Regions from separate parts of the Mus musculus genome. Here region 1 is linked to region 2. Evidence: chromatin loops called from intact Hi-C (ENCODE). Cell type or tissue: left cerebral cortex. All regions are shown on one strand. Links, peaks and the distances in the headings refer to the core of each region. The heading gives the core; the rest is flanking DNA.

Evidence for each region. Hi-C counts contacts between places; a loop is a spot of excess contacts. Peaks named below come from ENCODE experiments on the same cell type or tissue, not always from the same donor. Only the 100,000 strongest peaks of a DNase experiment are listed, where the experiment ranks them.
Region 1: a loop joins it to region 2, with 1.9 times the contacts of the local background. A loop is called at or near these places in 1 of 42 quality-filtered maps.

The regions. Positions count from the first base shown.
Region 1 is chr1:113,989,595-113,994,984 of GRCm38, reverse strand. No RefSeq gene overlaps it. Among named protein-coding and RNA genes, the nearest start is that of Gm32985, 57 kb to the right of the region's middle. In left cerebral cortex, for the core only: no CTCF peak of the experiment used is centred there; a DNase peak (open chromatin) is centred at 2,328.
Region 2 is chr1:114,163,923-114,169,312 of GRCm38, reverse strand. No RefSeq gene overlaps it. Among named protein-coding and RNA genes, the nearest start is that of Gm32985, 230 kb to the right of the region's middle. In left cerebral cortex, for the core only: no CTCF peak of the experiment used is centred there; a DNase peak (open chromatin) is centred at 2,703.

The sequences.
Region 1 (5,390 bases), core at 210-5,209, 170 kb after region 2:
ATCAATCCTTGTTCCCTGTGCTTGTAAGGCACAGACTTTATATGACTGAGCCAACTCCCCAGATCAAGCTTATCTTTGTATGATGCAGAAAAATGAAGTCTCATTCTATGTTCCTAAGCATAACTAGAGAAGTTTCTCTAAATAAAGAAGAAAATAGAAATATCACTACAAATGTTGGCATATCTCTTTATAAATGTGCAACCCATATGTAAATATACATGTAAGACCAGTGAATTACAGCAGACACTTCTCCCTTAATAAGAATTTCAAATGCACATTTACACATCTAGTTTACTATAACCAGAAGAGGGGAAATTTAGTAAAAGCAACTCAATGTTTTGTTGTTGTTATTGTATAATAGTAGTAGAAGTAGTAGTAGTAGTTGTAGTCGTAGTGGTAGTAGTAGTAATGGTAGTAGTCATCATTGTTGTTGTTGTGATCATTTTACTCTCCCATATGTATATTGTGCCACCATTTCATGAACAGCTCATCCTAGCTTTGACCAACCTGGCTTTGAGTATCCCCAAACACTCATCTGTAAAACCAGAGAGAGAAGAATGAACAGGGCACTCTGTATTCTATACATAAATGAGGCATCAGGCACCTGTACACATTTCACTGTCCATTTGTGTTTCATTTTTAAAGCACAATTGCAAAGACAACATTATTAAGAATAAGTTGAAAGACAAATGGCAAAGGCTCGGTGAGTAAAGCACTTGCATTGCATGCTTGAAGACGTGAGTTATGATCCCCAGAATCACCACACAGACTGCATTTAATAAAGTCAAGCTTCTCGTTGGAGCCATGGCATGTGAAGAGACACACAACATGGCAAGACACAGATTTCCTGGGTGTCAGTAGAGTCTCACACCTCAACATCCACCACACGTGAGCTTTGGTACCCTCAGAAAAAATAATGCCTTCACACCACAGTCCAAGTCTATCAAAGACCACGTTAAAGCCCTCAGTTTACCTTTTGCTATTGGTGATCTCTTTGTACTCATGACTTTCATGATCTCCATATGTTCTCTGGAAGAAACCATACCTCGTCAGCATAGGCAATGAACAAGCAATAAAAATGCACTCCTCTCAAAGTAAATGCTTTTTCGGTTCACCATGCAAACCAACCCTCTTTCTTTCTTTCTTTCTTTCTTTCTTTCTTTCTTTCTTTCTTTCTTTCTTTCTTTCTTTCTCTCTCTCTCTCTTTCTCTCTCTCTCTCTCTCTCTCTCTCCCTTTCTTTCTTTCTTTCTTTCTTTCTTCTTTCTTTCTTTCTTTCTTTCTTTCTTTCTTTTTTTCATGTGTATGTGTATGTGTGTGTATTGTGCATGTGTGCTTGCACGTATGTGAGTCTGTCTGTTTGATTGTTTGCAGGTTTGGCTTCTAGAGGTACAAAACAATTTGTAGCTGGCTATTCTTTCCATGATGTAGGTCTAGGGGATTAAACTCATCAGACTTGGACACAAGTGAAAAATTCACTGAGACATTTCACTGAGTCATTTCACTGGCCCCACATAGTACTTTCTTTCTTTCTTTGTTTTTGTTTTTTTTTTTTCTGTGTTAATCATTTTTTCTATTTTTTATTAGATATTTTCTTCACACATAGTACTTTCTTATCATAGGTGAAGTCTCAGGTGTGTCTGTGAATATTACTAAATTATAAACAAGACTTACTAACATGAAATGAGTTTGTTTTGTTATAACTACTTCACTAGAACCACTGGAAACCTCCAGGGAACTCATCACTGATGCACACACACAAATCTTTTTATTCAAATCTGAACCCAGGATGCAAACCTCCCTGATTTGCAGGTTAGGGAATTCAATGCTTGGATCTAGTGACGTGGGGTTTATATAGGGGACATGCATAAGCTGGAGCTTTCGAGCCTTGGCATTACATGATGAGGTATGGAGAAAATAATGCTATACTTCAAAGTGATAACATTTGTTCAGACAGCAAGGAGGGACCATACATCTAGAAAAGGACTTCTTTGACCTGGGAAAGAATAATTCGTCCCATTATCAGTGACTAGTACATTCTTTCCTGTTGTTACAAGCTAGTCATAGCTGTTATGTCTCTTCTTGACTGCTGGGAAAGCTCGGTTGTCTCTTTCACGTAGCTTAAGGGTGAGGGGTCTTATCACCTCAAGGACATCAATTTTTCTGCTTTCCCCAAGGACATGAGACAACTGCATAGGAGGGAATGTTGGCTGTGAGGCAGGAACAGGGGGTGGCATGGTAGTGCTGCTGCTAAACTCAGATGTCAGGGCTTTCACTGTGAGGAATACTGGCAGCTTTCTGTCTCAACAGTTTACATGTGGGCCAGAACTGTGAAAATAAAGAACTTTTATTTTCTCTCTTCCTTGCCTTTTGCAATGTTACATATTATAAGAAAGATAAAATGAAAGCTGAGGAAATGTGCATATGGAGATTTTGCTGTCTCATAAGGAGTCATAAATGAAGTGAAAAAAAAAATCTTTCTTGGGAAACAGCTTGTCCACTAACTCAACAGTTTCAGCCTGCTCTCACCTTCAACATGGTATTTTCTAGGAAATTTCTAAGCTCTGTGATATGATTACAGGATTGTGGCAATTTCATGGTATGATGAAACTAAATTGCTTTATCTGCTGAGGAAAGTAAGTCATCAAAAGGCTGCCCTTTTTTTTCCCCAAGATAACAACACAAGAATCTGGTACAAGTTGAAGACAGGACATACTCAGCCACTACACAAAAGCCTTGCCAAAGAGAGGGCTATAATTCACTCTTTCTGTAATTTCCACTAATACCAAAACACAGTGCAGAAAACATGAGAATTTGAATGTCTGGGGTCAGCAGGTGGGGACCACTCATGAGACCCAGGCAACAAAAGACCAGGGGAGTTCAGCAAAACAGATGCAAAAGTCGGTATTGCCAACTCTTAGATTTTTTTTTTCACTAGAACAGGAAAGTGAGACCTGTGTGTGCTATCTCAGTTTATAAATTTCCCAATTTTTCTATTAAGGTATACTGTGTGAATCAAATGATCCCAATTAATAATCAGATATATAGTAGTATTTCAGCTACATGTCTAAAACACTGAGACATCCTGAACAGCCTTAGCACCAGGAGGTTCAGTGATCATTGGTATAGATTGGAATGACTTTTGGATGCTCCTGTGTTAGGGCTGTTGGTTGGGGAGTGCTTATGTATAAGCATATGTGAGCTTGTTAAAGTCAGAAATCAACCTCAGCTGTCCTATCTCAGACACACTTCCCTCCAAATTTTTAATTAATGTATTTGTTTTTAAAGATTGTTGATTTGTCTGTGTGCATATCTGTGTATTATCACTGTACCAGAAGCCAGAAAAAAAAGTGTGAGATCCCCTGGAAATGGAATTAAGGATGAATGAAAGCAACAGTGTGGGTGCTGGAAATCAAACCTTGGTGTTCTGACAGAGAAGCCAGTACTCTTAACCACGTTCACAATTCACAGATTCTACTAAACCCCAGACTCTAAGGATCTTCCTGTCTCCGTATCCTCACTATTGGGATTACAAGTGTAATCATCACAGCCAGTATTTTAACCTGGGTTCTAGTGATCCAAGTCAGTTCAAGTTCAAATGAGAAGCAACTTACTGACTTTACTTATATCTTTTCTTGTTTCTTCATGTAACTGTTATTAAAACCCTTGAGCTGAGTGATTACCCAGAAGTACTGCTCTATATGCCATGATTAGACAAAGAGTATTCTTGTCTCTGGAGTAGGAAACAATTGGATGCTATGTTCTACCAATCTGTTATCAAAGAATAACCGGCTGCAAACTACTGAGAACAAAAAATACTTATTGCTTAGTTGTACAGACGAAGATATATTCAGGCTGAAATTCATGAAAAACTAAAAAAAAAAAAAAAAACCAACAAACACAAACAAATAAGCAATAAATAGTCAATTTGTTGTTGAAAACCTATTGAAAGGTGCTCCATAAGTCTAAGATCCCCTGTTTAGGAACTTAGCCCAGTCAGAAAACTGGTTGTCTCAAAGTGTAAGCACCCAAGTTTAATCCCCAGAACCAATGTATAAAAAACTGTGCATCGTTGCATGCATTTGAAAAACCATCACCATAGAGGCAGAGTTAGGGCTCCCTGGGTTTCACTGTCACCCAGCCTGGCCTTCTACTAAGTGAGCTCCAGGCTAATGAAAGATGGTCTTTCAAAGATATGGTAGATTCATCCTAAGGAGCAGCACTGGAGTTTGTCTTCCAACTTCCACATACAGAAGACATGAATATTCTCTTATGTACCTTTACACATGTGCACTCAAGAGCAAGTCTGTAAACATACAAACCCATACACACATGTACACACACACACACACACACACACACACACATGCACATACAAATATCACACACTTACACACACACAAATACACACACATACACACACATACACATACATATACACACGCACACACATATACACATGCACACACATGCAAAAGCACAAGCACATGTAAATGCACATGTGTGCTTCAATTCCCACTTCATTTCAAAAGTTATGTGACCTTGGGAAATCTCCCCTTACTTTTTTAGACTGCAAACGTTCACCACATTATGTACATGGCTCAGGATTTCACCTTTCTGGGAGTCCTTGACAGTGATGTTCCGTACTGTTCTACTGATATTTTGCTTTCAGTGTAATTACCAGGAGAGCATTCTGAATGCAGTCATCTCAGAATTGAGACTCAACAAATGGAGTCATTACTTTTTTAACCACGTTAAAGAAGAAAGCATAAAAAAGCTCCAGCTCTCATGCAATGCTCTCTAAAGGACAAATGATTTTCATTTAAGTTCTGACATAATTATAATATTGACTGTTAAAATTCACAGTGCTCAGTAATCCCTCTTGAATAATTGCATTATTACCAGCCCATCCAGAGGCTCATAATTGACTTGCCTGGAGGTTGCTAGGAAAACATTCACTAAGTGGAATGCGTAAGGGGAATTAACCAATGGGACCTGGAAGTGATGGGCTTTTCTCCCTGAGTTCACTCCAACAAGAAGAGGCAGAAAAAGAATGCCTGGAGCAGGACTTTGCTGCCACCTGAGAGAGTCTTACCCCACAGGGACCAACACGGCCTCAGCTGTGCTGAAGTCAGATGCTATGCATCACTGCCTTCTCTTCTTCCCATTTATTAAGTCGTAGCTATACTTCATAATCGTCACTTCTCGGTAGGTACTTGTGAGTTGTATAACAGGAAGTGTTATTTTCAAGCACATTTGTAGAGGGACATTGGTGTGGCCAATCCCAGGTAGCTCCCCATACATCTTATCCTCCAGGATTATAGGCCTTCCAAATGACAGCAAACAAGACCCTATGAACAAGCAGAGACACAGGGTCACAGCTTTTAGGGTC
Region 2 (5,390 bases), core at 174-5,173:
CATGGACTATACTTCAGTTCCTGCTTACAGGGTCCTTCCTTAAATTCTTCTCTTGAATTCTTCTGATGATAGCTTGTAACCTTGAAAATTAGTTCTATTCTTGCCTAGCTAAGTTTGGTCATGGTGTTTTTTCACAGCGAGAGAAATGAAACTAATGCAATTTTGTGTGTGTACTTAAACCTTTACTCTGCTATTGATAGATGTACATTATGCCTAATTTGGTATGCAGTGTTCAGATTTTGAGCATTTTTACATTCTAGTTATACTTTATTGAAAGTGGAGTGTTGAAGAGTCCAGCTGTTATCATGGAATTCATATTTCTTCCCTTAATTCTGTTAGATTTTGAAACATATGCTTGAAAATTTGGTTTAATGCCTATATATAAATAGTTGCTATATGTTAAAAGAACTTAATTCTGACTTCTTTCCTCATTTTATTTTAAATGGAAAAGTCTCCTGGGATTTATTTTCAGTTGTCCTCTTTTATAAGAACATTGTCATTAGCTGAATAAATCCAACTCAAGCCTTTAAATTAATCTCTACAGTAATATTATGGTATTTTTTTTTTTGTTTTTTCTATCATGAAACACTCTGCCCTTGACCAGCTTAATGAGTAGAGAAAAGAATCTATGTAGCTTACACCCTGCAGGTCAAAGTTGATGACTAAGGTAAGTGAGGTTGCTTAAATATGCTTGACCCAGGAAGTGGCATTATTAAGAAGGGTAGCCTTTTTCTAATAGGTGTGGCCTTTTTAGAAGACTTGTGTCACTGTGAGGGTGGGCTTTGAGACCCTTCTCACAGCTGCCTGAGGTGTCATTATTTTCTTGTCAGCCTTCTAATCAAGATGTAGAAATTCTACCTCCTCCCATGCCATGTCTGCCTAAACACTGAATGTCCCCACCTTATTGATAATGGACTGATCTTTGAACCAGAAATCAGCCACAATAAAAAGTTGTCCTTTTTTTAATTAGATATTTTCTTCATTTACATTTCAAATGCTATCCCCAAAGTCCCCTATACCCTTCATCCCACCCTGCCCTGCTCCCCAACCCACCAACTCCTGCTTCCTGGCCCTGGCATTCCCCTGTACTGGGGCATAAAATCTTCACAAGACCAAGGGTCTCTCCTCTCCATGATGGCCAACTAGGCCATCATCTGCTACATATGCAGCTAGAGACACAAGCTCTGGGGGTACTGATTTGTTCATATTGTTGTTCCTCTTATAGGATTGCAAACCCCTTCAGCTCCTTGGGTACTTGCCCTAGCTCCTCCATTGGGGACCCTTGTTCCATCCAATAGATGACTGTGAGCATCTAATTCTGTATTTGCCAGGCACTGGCATAGCCTCACAATAGACGGCTATATCAGGTTCCTGTCAGGAAAATCTTGTTGGTATATGCAATAGTGTCTGGGTTTGGTGCCTGTATATGGGATGGATCCCCAGGTAGGACAGTCTCTGGATGGTCCTTCCTTCAGTCTCAGCTCCAAATGTTGTCTCTGTAACTCCATCCATGGGTATTTTGTTCCCCATTCTAAGGAGGAACAAAATATTCACACTTTGTTCTTCCTTTTTCTTGAGTTTGATATGTTTTGCAAATTGTATCTTGGGTATTCTAAGTTTCTGGGCTGATATCAACTGATCAGTGAATACATAACATGAGAGTTCTTTTGTGACTGGATAACCTCACTCAGGATGATATCCTCTAGATCCATCCATTTGCCTAAGAATTTCATAAATTTATTGTTTTTAATAGCTGAGTAGTACTCCAGGTTTAGCTCAATGGGAGCTTGCTTGCCTAGGAAAGTTGTCCTTTTTTAAGATTTATCTTTGCCATGGTGTCTCTTCAAAGCAATGGAAATCTTGACTAAGACAGGAATTAAAGGCAGAAACTGGAAAAAATGTGGACTTGGGCTGTTGCTGACTTGCTTATTGCTGTTGCTGATCATGCTTAGTTAGATTTTTTATATAGATCAGGGTAACCTATCTATGGATAAAATGTCCTATAATAGGCTGAGCCCTCCTACATTAATTAGAAATGAAGGCATTTCCCCCAAAATATATCCAGAGGCCAATTTGGTCTAAGCAACCCTCAATGGAGACTCTTTCGTGATTCTTAGCTGTGGCAAGTTGACAGTCATGCTAATTAGGACAAACAATGACTTCCAGCTTCTCTTCTGTTCTATAGGTATCTTATCTAAATTTTTCTTAAAACATAACTGTTAGATTATTCTCTTTTAAATGCCTTATTAGCTTCAGAAATATGCCTTCCACCCTTCGATAATATTCTGGAGCTCCTATCTCCTACTAGAAACAATTACTCTGCCAATATAAGTTGTGAAATCTACACTCTTGTTGCCTCCACTCTTGTCACCAATGCAATCCACCATCCACAGTGCTGTAGTCACTTCTTATGTGTTTTCAATTATCCCCATCTTATCAATCCAATTTCCACACAAAAAAAATCATTTGTTAATTAATCAGTTCATGGTCCTTGTTTTTGTGATTTCCTATGTGCACCCTATTGTTTTCCACTTTGAATGAAATCCAACTTCTTTACCAAAAACTTCAAGTCCCTCTGTGAGTTTAGACTGAGTTGGTGCCCTACCATTTTCAAATTTCATCTTTTACCAAAATATGTCTGTTTCCTTCTCATTTTAGGGTTTTGGCACTTGCTCATCCATATATTTGTAACTATGTGTATATCATGGCAGCAGTTTGAGGCAGATGCTCTTGTGATATTCAGTCAGGAAGCCAAGGCAGATGGAAGCTGTTGCCCACCTTCCTTCCTTACCCTTTTATTTAATTCAGATTTTCAGACCATAGAATGACACTATTCAAAGATTAGGTCTTCTCACTTTACTTAACTCAATCTAACAACTCCCTCACAAACATATTCAGAGCACTGTCTCATAATGAAAGTAGATCCCATCAACATGACAGTGTTAATCATAACCCCATAACTTTTCTTAACTGATAAATTTTCACCATTTAGCCTTACCTTTAATATTTAATAATTTAGTAATATTTAATATTACTCCTTAAATAATTTTCCAATCATCTGAAATTCAACCTCCTCATGCACATTCCAGATACTATCACAGCTCCAGATCCACTTCAAAGCACATCCCATTTTACAACATTCATAGTGCTTAGTTGAGTTGCCATTTGAAACATTCTGCTGCCTTATTAGTCTAATTGTAGGAGGAATGGCAGTGGATGCCTCTGCATAAATGCCAGGGGACACAGCCACAAAAGCAATTCCTACAGGAGGACCTAGTTGTAGTCTGGCTGAGAGACCAAGAATTGGTGACACAAACAAAGCCAACCAATTGAGAACTTCTGTTTGGAAAAGATGTTTGCTGGGAACCAATGAGATGTGGGTGGAGGGTATGAAAAGTGTTCAGATGGCCTGAGTACTTACTTGCTCCCAGAGTCTTTGCCATTGATTCCTTACCCCCTCATCTCCAATCTCTAAGGGCAAGTAGGGTGGTACAGCAGGTATTCTAAGGCATAGGCAGTATCTGAGTATCTGGTGCCTAACTACATTATCCTCATTCTGTGGCTGCTTTTGAACCTCCTTTACTGGGGGAGGGGACTGTTTGTTTCCTCCCTGTGGTCACAGGGCTGTGTTCACAGTAGGACCTGATTTGATCCTCTTCTCCTTGTGGTGCTGCTGTTGTGGCACCTTTGGTTGCTTGTTGGGTGAGTTGGCCCTTAGTGTTTTATCTTGTGAACCCTGCAAAGGGGAACACTTAAACCTCATTTTTGTCTTTTTTGTCTGTTTGTGCTGGTGACTGTCATACTTTCACTTTCTATTTAGGTTTAAGACTGAGCACTGTTTTCTTTGTACTTTCTCTTATTTTGTCTGCTCACCCTGGCAACTGACATGCATTCACTTTAGGTTTCCATTTGAGGCTGAGTTTGTGGGCATTTACTCTGTCTTCTTTGTCCTTGCTTGTTTCTACAAGAAACTCACTTTCACTTCGCTTGTATTCATCCCAGTACCTTACAAAGAGGCTGTTCTCTCGGGCCATGGTATGGGAATAGGCTTCCAAATGCCCTTTCCATATCAGGGACATTGTGAAGGCACACAACCTTTGAGCTATACTGTGTGGGATTCCCCTGCCTTGTATGAGACTTTTGTCACCTAGTCAGTCCTATCTGTCTCATCTGTTCATTGTTTGATTTTGTTGCATTGCATCTTTTTGTGTCATTATGGGTTCTCTTCTTCCCAACTTCAAGGAATCCCAAATTAGGGTGCTGAAAACCCTTCTGGTTACAGGCAGTCTCAAGGTTAAAACTTATGATATGGATTAATTTTGAGAAGAGGCTGCTATTTTGCACCTCCCTCCCCAGATATCACCAAAGAACATTTGGACACAGGTGACCCTGAACTCTGCATACATGTTTTCTTCCTCAGTACTCAAGGTTGAGGCATAGTCTGGTACCCCTTCCTTGTTCTTTTTCCCCATCTTCCTTGCAGTCATCGCCAATCTTAAGAATTCTTCTCCAAAGCAAGTGGTGGCCACCATAACAGACACTGACAAAATCAAGCTGGTATTCACCTTTTCATTACTGACCCCATCCACTTTCTCCAAGCAGATAGGATGATCTCAGCTATGAGAGTGAGGTAGCTGTCCTCTAGTCCTGCTGTCCCAGGTCCCTCACTGACTATTCTTTCTCTTCCTGCTCCATTACAGGTACCCCTAAGCTTACAGCTAGTGTGATCTAGTGGTACTTTGCCTTTGGCAACACTCCTAGAGTGGCCACTTCTGTGATGTCTGCCATACTGCCTTTTCCCTGGGGGCTTCATTCTCCTCAAGCATATTATGAGGCTTTTCCTGGCAATCTTGGCCCTGATGTGGCAACTAGGGCCACGTTCCGAAATCCTCTGGCAGACTTGACACTAATCAGAAAAGCTGCCAATGATTCTGGCTCTGAACACCCTTATTTTGAATAAGTATTAAAGCAATGACCATGCACCTCCAGAGTTATTATGATTGGTATAATCTCATTAAGTCAATGCTCAACCCAACCGTGTTTCTTTATTGGAGGACTGCATATCATGACTTGGCTGAGAATCAGGCTAGAATTAACATGGAATATAAGCTTAATGCTACTTTTGACATGCTGACTGTCCACAGGGCATACATTAACCCAGGGTACTCTCAGACTACATGCTTATTTTAACCAGATGGCTGATCTTACCTTTAAGGCCCCTAAGGTCTACACCCCTTAAGACCCCTCTGCTTCCTGTTACAACCTTATCCATTGCTCTGGGGAGTCCTTCACATACTTCCTGTCCCATGTGACTGAGGCAGTAGAAAGGCAGGTTGACGCTGGCCCAACTAGAGACAGGCTCATGAAGCAGCTTACATGGGAGGGCCTTA